3 separate regions of the Homo sapiens genome follow, and regions 1 and 3 are each linked to region 2. Evidence: chromatin contacts called from ENCODE Hi-C or POLR2A ChIA-PET data. All regions are on one chromosome and are shown on one strand. The core of a region is the stretch at or near the end of the contact, and the rest is flanking DNA. Distances in the headings are between cores, read along the strand shown. Region 1 overlaps ELF1 (E74 like ETS transcription factor 1). Region 2 holds the start of KBTBD6 (kelch repeat and BTB domain containing 6). Region 3 overlaps ELF1 (E74 like ETS transcription factor 1).

The links. A loop is a pair of places that touch in the nucleus more often than their neighbours do. ChIA-PET counts read pairs that join two places held with the same protein, here RNA polymerase II (POLR2A). Pooled maps may share reads with other maps.
Region 1: a map of GM12878 shows a loop between it and region 2 (2.4-fold over the local background). The contact joins the enhancer-like site here to the promoter of KBTBD6 in region 2. A Hi-C loop is called at or near these places in 1 of 168 maps with a recorded cell type or tissue (GM12878), 2 of 37 single-sample maps with no recorded cell type and 7 of 50 pooled maps. POLR2A ChIA-PET finds 5 or more read pairs at or near these places in 1 of 52 experiments (T-cell).
Region 3: a loop to region 2 is called in a pooled map, with 2.6 times the contacts of the local background. The contact joins the enhancer-like site here to the promoter of KBTBD6 in region 2. A Hi-C loop is called at or near these places in 10 of 168 maps with a recorded cell type or tissue (CD4-positive, alpha-beta T cell, CD4-positive, alpha-beta memory T cell, CD8-positive, alpha-beta T cell and 4 more), 4 of 37 single-sample maps with no recorded cell type and 25 of 50 pooled maps. POLR2A ChIA-PET finds 5 or more read pairs at or near these places in 1 of 52 experiments (activated naive CD4-positive, alpha-beta T cell).

The regions. Positions count from the first base shown.
Region 1 is chr13:40,968,231-40,971,208 of GRCh38, reverse strand. The region is part of intron 2 of ELF1 (E74 like ETS transcription factor 1); the gene reads left to right. Among named protein-coding and RNA genes, the nearest start is that of ELF1, 50 kb to the left of the region's middle. Within about 2 kb of position 1,413, at least 3 of the 41 ENCODE cell types and tissues checked have a DNase peak (open chromatin) inside an H3K27ac peak, as active enhancers do.
Region 2 is chr13:41,131,493-41,134,192 of GRCh38, reverse strand. KBTBD6 (kelch repeat and BTB domain containing 6) reads left to right here and starts at 1,391. Exons shown (of 1, transcript NM_152903.5): 1 at 1,391-2,700. The coding sequence starts at 1,682. KBTBD6-DT (KBTBD6 divergent transcript) reads right to left here and starts at 1,265. Exons shown (of 4, transcript NR_120423.1): 1 at 1,138-1,265. RefSeq lists enhancers at 1,089-1,328, 1,689-1,738.
Region 3 is chr13:40,932,046-40,934,934 of GRCh38, reverse strand. It overlaps ELF1 (E74 like ETS transcription factor 1), which reads left to right. Exons shown (of 9, transcript NM_172373.4): 9 at 907-2,889. The coding sequence ends at 1,510. Among named protein-coding and RNA genes, the nearest start is that of ELF1, 86 kb to the left of the region's middle. Within about 2 kb of position 1,299, at least 3 of the 41 ENCODE cell types and tissues checked have a DNase peak (open chromatin) inside an H3K27ac peak, as active enhancers do.

The DNA of each region.
Region 1 (2,978 bases), core at 164-2,663, 160 kb after region 2:
AACTATCAATCTATATATAATATACATTTTTTATCCAAGCGTTAATTGAAATGAGACTTTCATTATGACTTAGTAATAAATTCTAAGTAGTTTATCTATAGGATCCTGTACTGGTAGTGGTTAAACTTGTGGACTCTAGAGTCAGATTGCTTGGGTTCAGATTTCAGCTTTTTCTGGCTGGGTGACTAGTATGTGTCAATAATATATAGCCTAGTGTTGTGGGGATTGAGTGGATAAAGCCATATGACGTCCTTAACATAGTAGCTGCTTCCGTCATCACTACATTAGGGGTACCACTGTATTCTATTTTATAGTTTATTATATTGAAAGACTCCCAAAGACAGAGACTAGAGAACACTTTTTACACAGCGCTGTAGTGAGTTTTTTTAGTTGAAAGTACATTGACCAGACACTTGAATCCTTTTTTCCCCTTAATTAAACCACATGTTTATCTATGTGACATTTATAGCAGGTACATAATCCATAAAAATGAGGATATTAGAGAACAAACGCCATTGGGAAGTGTAAGGAGGCTAATAGAGACAAGTATGTTTTCTTGGCACGGAGGTTAACATCCAAACATACTTGGCACGAAGATTAACATCCAAAGCAGCATCTTTGCATGTTAACCTCCATGCCAAGAAAACATTACTTGCCTTAGTCTTGAATACAATGTAAAGATAACACTGCCTAACATCTTGTACAGCTCTTTGTAGTTTACAGTCTTTTCTGTATACACTTGGATTCTTACAAGTCACTGTATGATAGAGATCGTATTTTTCCCGTTTTCTATAGTATAATGTTATCTTGAATTTATTACTAAGTGACTAGGAGACCTGTATTAGAATCTTTCACCTGTGATAGATTTGTAGGGCAAGCTTACAAAGGCATCCAGAGTAATTACTGTTCAAAGTAACCTAGCTGAATTACTAAATAAGTCTAGATTCCAGTTCTGATTTAGTAACACTCTTTTAGAGTATCAACTAGAGGATAATTTGTCTTTTAGCTGTTCGTTAATTTCCTCATTAATCTTGACGACACTTGATTTGTTTGTTTATATTTTAAGGGATGATGGGATAATGCAGAACAGTATAAGGATTTGCTATATCATTTGAGCTAATGCATTGAAATATTTTAAGTTTTTGGAATGGTAATAATGTAGATTTTTTTTTCTTTGAAAATGTGCCAGTAACAATGAAAGAAACTGAGGAAATTGCCAGGGAACAATCCCCACATGCACAAAACCTGTAGGCCCAGATAGTTTCGTGAGTGAGTGATTTTCAACTTTACCAGCCCGGGCAACATAGTAAGACTCTATCTCTACAAAAAATTTAAAAATTAGCATGATGTGGCAGCCTGTACCTCTGATCTCAGCTGCTTGGGAAGCGGAAGTGGGAGGATCTCAAGCCTAGGAGGTAGAGGCTACAGTGAGCCATGATTGTGCCACTGCACTCTAGCCTGGAGTCTCACTGACAGAGACCCTGTCTTAAAAATTTAATGAACTAATTTAAACAGTTTCGGTTCAGAGAGAGTTTCCTAATTCAGTTTTACAAAACTGACATAACACTGATACCAAAACCTGGCAGAATTTGCATACACACATATAAACACTAGGCTAATCTAAAAATTTATGTGCTGTTTAATAATTAATGAACACTTATTGTCTCTTACCCTTGCCAGGCCCTGCACGTGATATGCATTTTATATTTTCATCTTTAAAAGCCTGTATGGTGTGACAACTCTTGTTATCCCCATTTTACAAGTAAGGAAAACATGTATAATGAGGAATCTCAAAGAGGTTGAAGGAATGCATGTTACCCAGAAACACACAACTGTAAAGTGCCACTTGTATTGAAATTGACTGACCTGAGAGAGCCCAAACTCTTAACCATTATGCTAGGGTATAAGAGAGAAAAAGAACCATAAAGGAAAAAGAGAATATGGAAGACTATTAAGTAAATTGTCTTTTATACTGATTATATCTAGGATTAGTGCGATTTTTTACTTTTTCCCAAATACATTTATGTATAACATTTTTAAGAACTAGACTCATGTACTACACCTGTAGTCAGTAAAACTATGATGTTCTTATAATTTAGACCAATGTGTTGAGCAGTGGGTACTACAACTACATAAACTTTTCTGCCTGGTTGCTAAAACTGCTTTTTATTTTATAATAAGGAATAGGTCCCTGGGCGCAATGGCTCATGTCTGTAATCCCAGCACTTTGGGAGGCTGAGGCAGATGGACTGCTTAAGCCCAGGAGTTTGAGACCAGCCTGGGCAACATGACAAAACCCCATCTCTACAAAAAACACAAAAATTAGCTGGGTGTGGTGGCACATGCCTGTTCTCCCAGCTATTCATGTCGCTGAGGTGGAAAGATTGCTTGAGCCCCAGAGGTCAAGGCTGCAATGAGCTGTGATTGTGCCACTGTACTACAGCCTGGGCAACGGAGCAAGACCCTGTCTAAAAAAAAAAAAAAAAAGAATATAGAAAGTGTTTACAGGGAGCTTGAGTTAATCAACAGAAATATTTGGAGCTGTTTTAGTGGCATATTTTTTTAAAGTATGTGGAGAATTTGGCTATGAAGAATTCTTCACAGAAAACTTTGTACTGGGCTTTGGAAATCTATTGTACAATCCTAGCTTGCTTTGTGTAATACATCAATTCCTGAAATCATTTAAAATACACTTTGGAATTTAGAAATAGTAGAAACCATTGAGGAGGGGCACTATATGGAAAGGAAGCAATGATGTTTCATACTCTTGGAATATAAATATGTTCTGTATTATTTATTCCCAAAGATAATTATTAAAAATGTGCCATGGGGATTTGTTGAAAGGATTTCAACTTTTCACTTTGTTCACCAGTCACCCTAATTTTTTGTGTGTGTTTATCCATGTAGATGTACTGTGTGTAGCGATTTCCTTTAATTTTATCATGGTTTATATGAGGTAATGAAGGAATACCATCATA
Region 2 (2,700 bases), core at 142-2,641:
GGAGTTCTGGTGATGTCAGAGTGAGGAAATGTGAATGACTGTGTGACGGTGATTCAGTCACAAGGTTGTCCTTCAGAGGGAATGGGAAGAAGAGTGGCTTGATTGTTTTGACTACGGTGGACAGTGATGAGAGAGGAAGACAGTGGCAGGGTTTCACAGGAGGTGAGTCCGAAGCGGAAACGTGTTAGGTGTTCTCAGTGACTTCTAATGTCTGAACTGCACGGGGTAAGTAAAGGTTGAGTGAATGACTAGAAATAAAGTCAGCTCTGATGGAGAGGCAACTTCATACAAGCAAGGGGAGAAATGCTTGAGCCACTGGGTCTAAAAGGATGCTAAATTACCAACCAGGCCTCTGGCTTCCATTGTGTTTTGGGGTGAGGACCCCCTAAAGCATGTCTCTTCTTTTGTGTAAAAAAGGGAAAGGGGTACTGAATATTGGAGAGACCAAGTGGGAGAAGTGGCTACAGAGGACTTCAGGTTTTGAAATGCAGATATGGAAGGAAAGTCTCAAAGTCAGGTGACTGGAGGTGGTCTCCTTTTAGTCATGGCAAATAAGGACAGGCAATTGTGAAAAAGCCAGGGATCTAATTCCAGCGATAGCCAACCAATCCTACAAACCCTGAGTTATCTTTTGGTACCAGGGAGAGGCATAGTGAGTAAAAAAAAAAAAAAAAAAAAAATCACTTCTAATGGATACATACACTAATACAAGATGTTAATAATAAGGGAACTGTGAAGTGGGGAGAGATATATGGAAGTTCCCTGTCCCTGCTGCTCAATTTTTCCGTAAACCTAAAAATAAAATCTAATTTACACACACACACACACACGCCCCTAAAAAGGGATCTCTGCTGGAACTTGCAAGGTTTTCTGTTTTGGGGGGTTTTTTGTTTTCCTACAGGCTCATAATTTCAAATTAGTGGTGCTTCCTTTTTTTTTTTTTAATAAAGGCTGGAAGAAAACTTATCGAACCTTTATAATTCTAAGAACTGAGTAATTATTCTACAAACCAACAAATATTTATTAACAGCGTCCTATAACCAACTCATGTAATCTTCACACAATCCTATGAAATACTACTGTTCACGTCTTACAAAAGAAGAAACAGTTCAAAGAGACAAGTCAAACAATACATACTAGAACGAGGCGACTACTCTGGATTCCAAAACCACAGTTCCAAACCACAAAATCGAATCTAGGAAAATTGGCGCTCTCGAGTGTCGTCAGCTAAAACAAGGAACACCAGAGAAGGATCGCGATATTACACAAACTACTACTCCCGACATGCAAAGCGGATTCTTTCCCTCGGTCTCGGCCCGGGAGTCCGAGAGTCCCAGCAGCCCTCGGGGCGCGAAAGGCAACCTGGGAGCGGTAGTTCTCCTGGGCGCCTAGCATTGTCGCCCACGCTGCAGTAGCGGCTTCTGCGGCTCCAAGCCAGCGGGTCCTGTGAAGGCGAGCAGACGCGGAGAAAGGACGCGGGAGTGAGAGAGGGTGAGTCAGCCACTGTCTAAACGATAACGGGAGGCGGTTCTGCGGGGTAGGGTTGAATTCAGTAAATGGGCTCGTGCTGCTGTCTCTTCGGAGACGCTGCTATCTTAGCGTCAGCGAGGGAAGGTTGAGGAGGAGCCAGAGCCGGGTCCTGCAGCGTTTCTCGCCATCAGCGCCCGTCGCCATCTCCACCATGCAGTCCCGGGAAGACGCCCCGCGCTCTCGCCGCCTAGCCAGTCCCCGTGGTGGGAAGCGGCCCAAGAAGATTCACAAACCCACAGTTTCGGCCTTTTTCACGGGTCCAGAGGAATTAAAGGACACGGCCCATTCTGCAGCCCTGCTGGCACAGCTCAAGTCCTTCTACGATGCGCGGCTGCTGTGTGATGTGACCATCGAGGTGGTGACGCCTGGCAGCGGGCCTGGCACGGGTCGCCTGTTCCCCTGCAACCGCAATGTGCTGGCCGCGGCATGTCCCTACTTCAAGAGCATGTTCACAGGTGGCATGTACGAGAGCCAGCAGGCCAGCGTGACCATGCACGATGTGGACGCCGAGTCCTTCGAGGTGTTGGTCGACTACTGCTACACGGGTCGTGTGTCTCTCAGTGAGGCCAACGTGGAGCGCCTGTACGCGGCCTCCGACATGCTACAGCTGGAATATGTGCGGGAAGCCTGTGCCTCCTTCTTAGCCCGACGTCTTGACCTGACCAACTGCACCGCCATCCTCAAGTTTGCAGATGCCTTTGGCCATCGCAAGCTGCGATCCCAGGCCCAGTCCTATATAGCTCAGAACTTCAAGCAACTCAGCCACATGGGTTCAATTCGGGAGGAGACTCTAGCAGATCTGACCCTGGCCCAGCTGCTGGCTGTCCTGCGCTTGGATAGTCTGGACGTGGAGAGTGAGCAGACAGTGTGCCATGTGGCAGTGCAGTGGCTGGAGGCTGCTCCCAAAGAGCGGGGTCCCAGTGCTGCAGAAGTCTTCAAGTGCGTGCGCTGGATGCACTTCACTGAAGAAGATCAGGACTACTTAGAAGGGCTGCTGACCAAGCCCATCGTGAAGAAGTACTGCCTGGACGTTATTGAAGGGGCCCTGCAGATGCGCTATGGTGACCTGTTGTACAAGTCTCTGGTGCCAGTGCCAAACAGCAGCAGCAGCAGTAGCAGCAGCAACTCTCTTGTATCTGCAGCAGAAAATCCACCCCAGAGACTGGGTAT
Region 3 (2,889 bases), core at 50-2,549, 200 kb after region 2:
CATGGCTTGTTTCATCTAAATATGACATGAAATGTGAGCTATTAAAATTCTAAGAATTCTGTCATATGGTTAAGACTGAGGTAGGTTTTTTGTTTAGGTTAATTAAGCACTTCTCCCTTTATATGTAAAAACAGGTTGAATACAATTATATGAATTTTGGTAATTATTGTGGATGAGCATGTTGGTAACATTATCTCTCAAATATTAAAATAGCAGGCCGGGCACAGTGGCTCATGCCTATAATCCCAGCACTTTGGGAGGCCGAGGCGGGTGGATCACCTGAGGTCAGGACTTTGAGACCAGCCTGACCAACATAGAAAACCCCATCTCAATTAAAACTACAAAAATTAGCCGGGCGTGGTGGCACGTGACTATAATCCCAGCTACTCGGGAGGCTGACAGGAGAATGGCTTGAACCCAGGAGGCAGAAGCTACAGTGAGCCAAGATCACGCCACTGTACTCCAGCCTGAGCAACAAGAGTGAAACTCCATCTAAAAAAAAAAAAAAAAAAAAAAAAGCAGGAATGAATCAAACAGATTTGCTTTTAAATTCCTAATTTTAAGAAGCTCATGCAAACTTCTTGCTAAGCATTTTAACATCCTCCTCCTTCCCCAACAAAATTAGCTCCTCATTTGTGTTAATGTGGCCCTATGTACAGACCTTTCTTCCATAGCACTCAGCAGATGGTATCATAGTTAATGGCCTGAGAGTTTTGTGTTAGGCATCTCTGTATGTAGTGTTTAATACAAAGTCTGGCATGATATTGGTCATGCTCTGTTGAAAATATGGGAAGCAGCATTTTGAAACACATAACTGGTATTTTGTAAAATGACTTGTCAAGTGTTAAAGTTTTAAATGATGTAGAATATGCTAATTGTCTCACTTTAATTTCATCATCTCAATAGGACTATACAGGCTCCAACCCAAGTTCCAGTGGTTGTGTCTCCTAGGAATCAGCAGTTGCATACAGTAACACTCCAAACAGTGCCACTCACAACAGTTATAGCCAGCACAGATCCATCAGCAGGTACTGGATCTCAGAAGTTTATTTTACAAGCCATTCCATCATCACAGCCCATGACAGTACTGAAAGAAAATGTCATGCTGCAGTCACAAAAGGCGGGCTCTCCTCCTTCAATTGTCTTGGGCCCTGCCCAGGTTCAGCAGGTCCTTACTAGCAATGTTCAGACCATTTGCAATGGAACCGTCAGTGTGGCTTCCTCTCCATCCTTCAGTGCTACTGCACCTGTGGTGACCTTTTCTCCTCGCAGTTCACAGCTGGTTGCTCACCCACCTGGCACTGTAATCACTTCAGTTATCAAAACTCAAGAAACAAAAACTCTTACACAGGAAGTAGAGAAAAAGGAATCTGAAGATCATTTGAAAGAGAACACTGAGAAAACGGAGCAGCAGCCACAGCCTTATGTGATGGTAGTGTCCAGTTCCAATGGATTTACTTCTCAGGTAGCTATGAAACAAAACGAACTGCTGGAACCCAACTCTTTTTAGTTAATATACCAAAGCTTATGAATAATTGTTTGTTAATTGAACATTTTCAATTATATGCAGACTGACTGATTCTAAGATAAATTCTAAGGAGGTTTCTAATTTTGTAATTGTTAAAAATAGAGTTAATTTTGACTTTGTTAGATGAGGGAGGAAAACTCAACTGTTTCTCTTTGTTATCTAAATGTTTCAGAATTCAATCGTGAAGGAACAGGCATTTTACACTATGAAGACATTCTTTTGAGATTTTTATTTCAGTTGCTATATCATAAGCATTTTTAAAGTTTCTTTTCTAATTTTACATTGTATTAGATTTTCTGATTCTTTTGTAAATACAGAACTTAAATAGAAGGCAACAGGAAATTTATATAGGAACTATTTTCATTCCACTTGTGTAAGTTAAGTCTTGACTCTTTCAAATGCAAAAAACCTATTTTATGCTTTGTTAAAATTATGGTGTCACTTAGATTGACTTTAGTTGACTGCACTATATAATATAGAACTATGAATATGTAGAATAACATGAAAAATTGGAGGTGCTGGTGGTATGGCTGACCCTGTTTCAGAAGCAGGATAGTATAAAAGCATCAGCCTAAGAATGGCACTCCCACTAACTAGCTATGTAATCTTGACCTCTTTGGGCTTTAGTTCCTCTCATAAAAGGAAGAGATGTATTGGATTAGACTAGATGATCACCACTTTCTCTTCTAGTTCTAATTTTTTTAATTCTAATACCTATATTTTCAAGTTATGTCAATTAAATCATTATCAGGTTATTTCCTAATGTAAGAATAGCTAAAATGTTGCAGAGAAATAAGTGACCCAACAAAATTTATTCATCTGTTATGGGTAAGATCTGCCATAAATTCTTCCTAAATAATTTGTTTACTAACTCTTTAGGCCACTGTGCTTTGCGGTCCATTAGTAAACTTGTGTTGCTAAGTGCTAAACAGAATACTGCTATTTTGAGAGAGTCAAGACTCTTTCTTAAGGGCCAAGAAAGCAACTTGAGCCTTGGGCTAATCTGGCTGAGTAGTCAGTTATAAAAGCATAATTGCTTTATATTTTGGATCATTTTTTACTGGGGGCGGACTTGGGGGGGGTTGCATACAAAGATAACATATATATCCAACTTTCTGAAATGAAATGTTTTTAGATTACTTTTTCAACTGTAAATAATGTACATTTAATGTCACAAGAAAAAAATGTCTTCTGCAAATTTTCTAGTATAACAGAAATTTTTGTAGATGAAAAAAATCATTATGTTTAGAGGTCTAATGCTATGTTTTCATATTACAGAGTGAATTTGTATTTAAACAAAAATTTAAATTTTGGAATCCTCTAAACATTTTTGTATCTTTAATTGGTTTATTATTAAATAA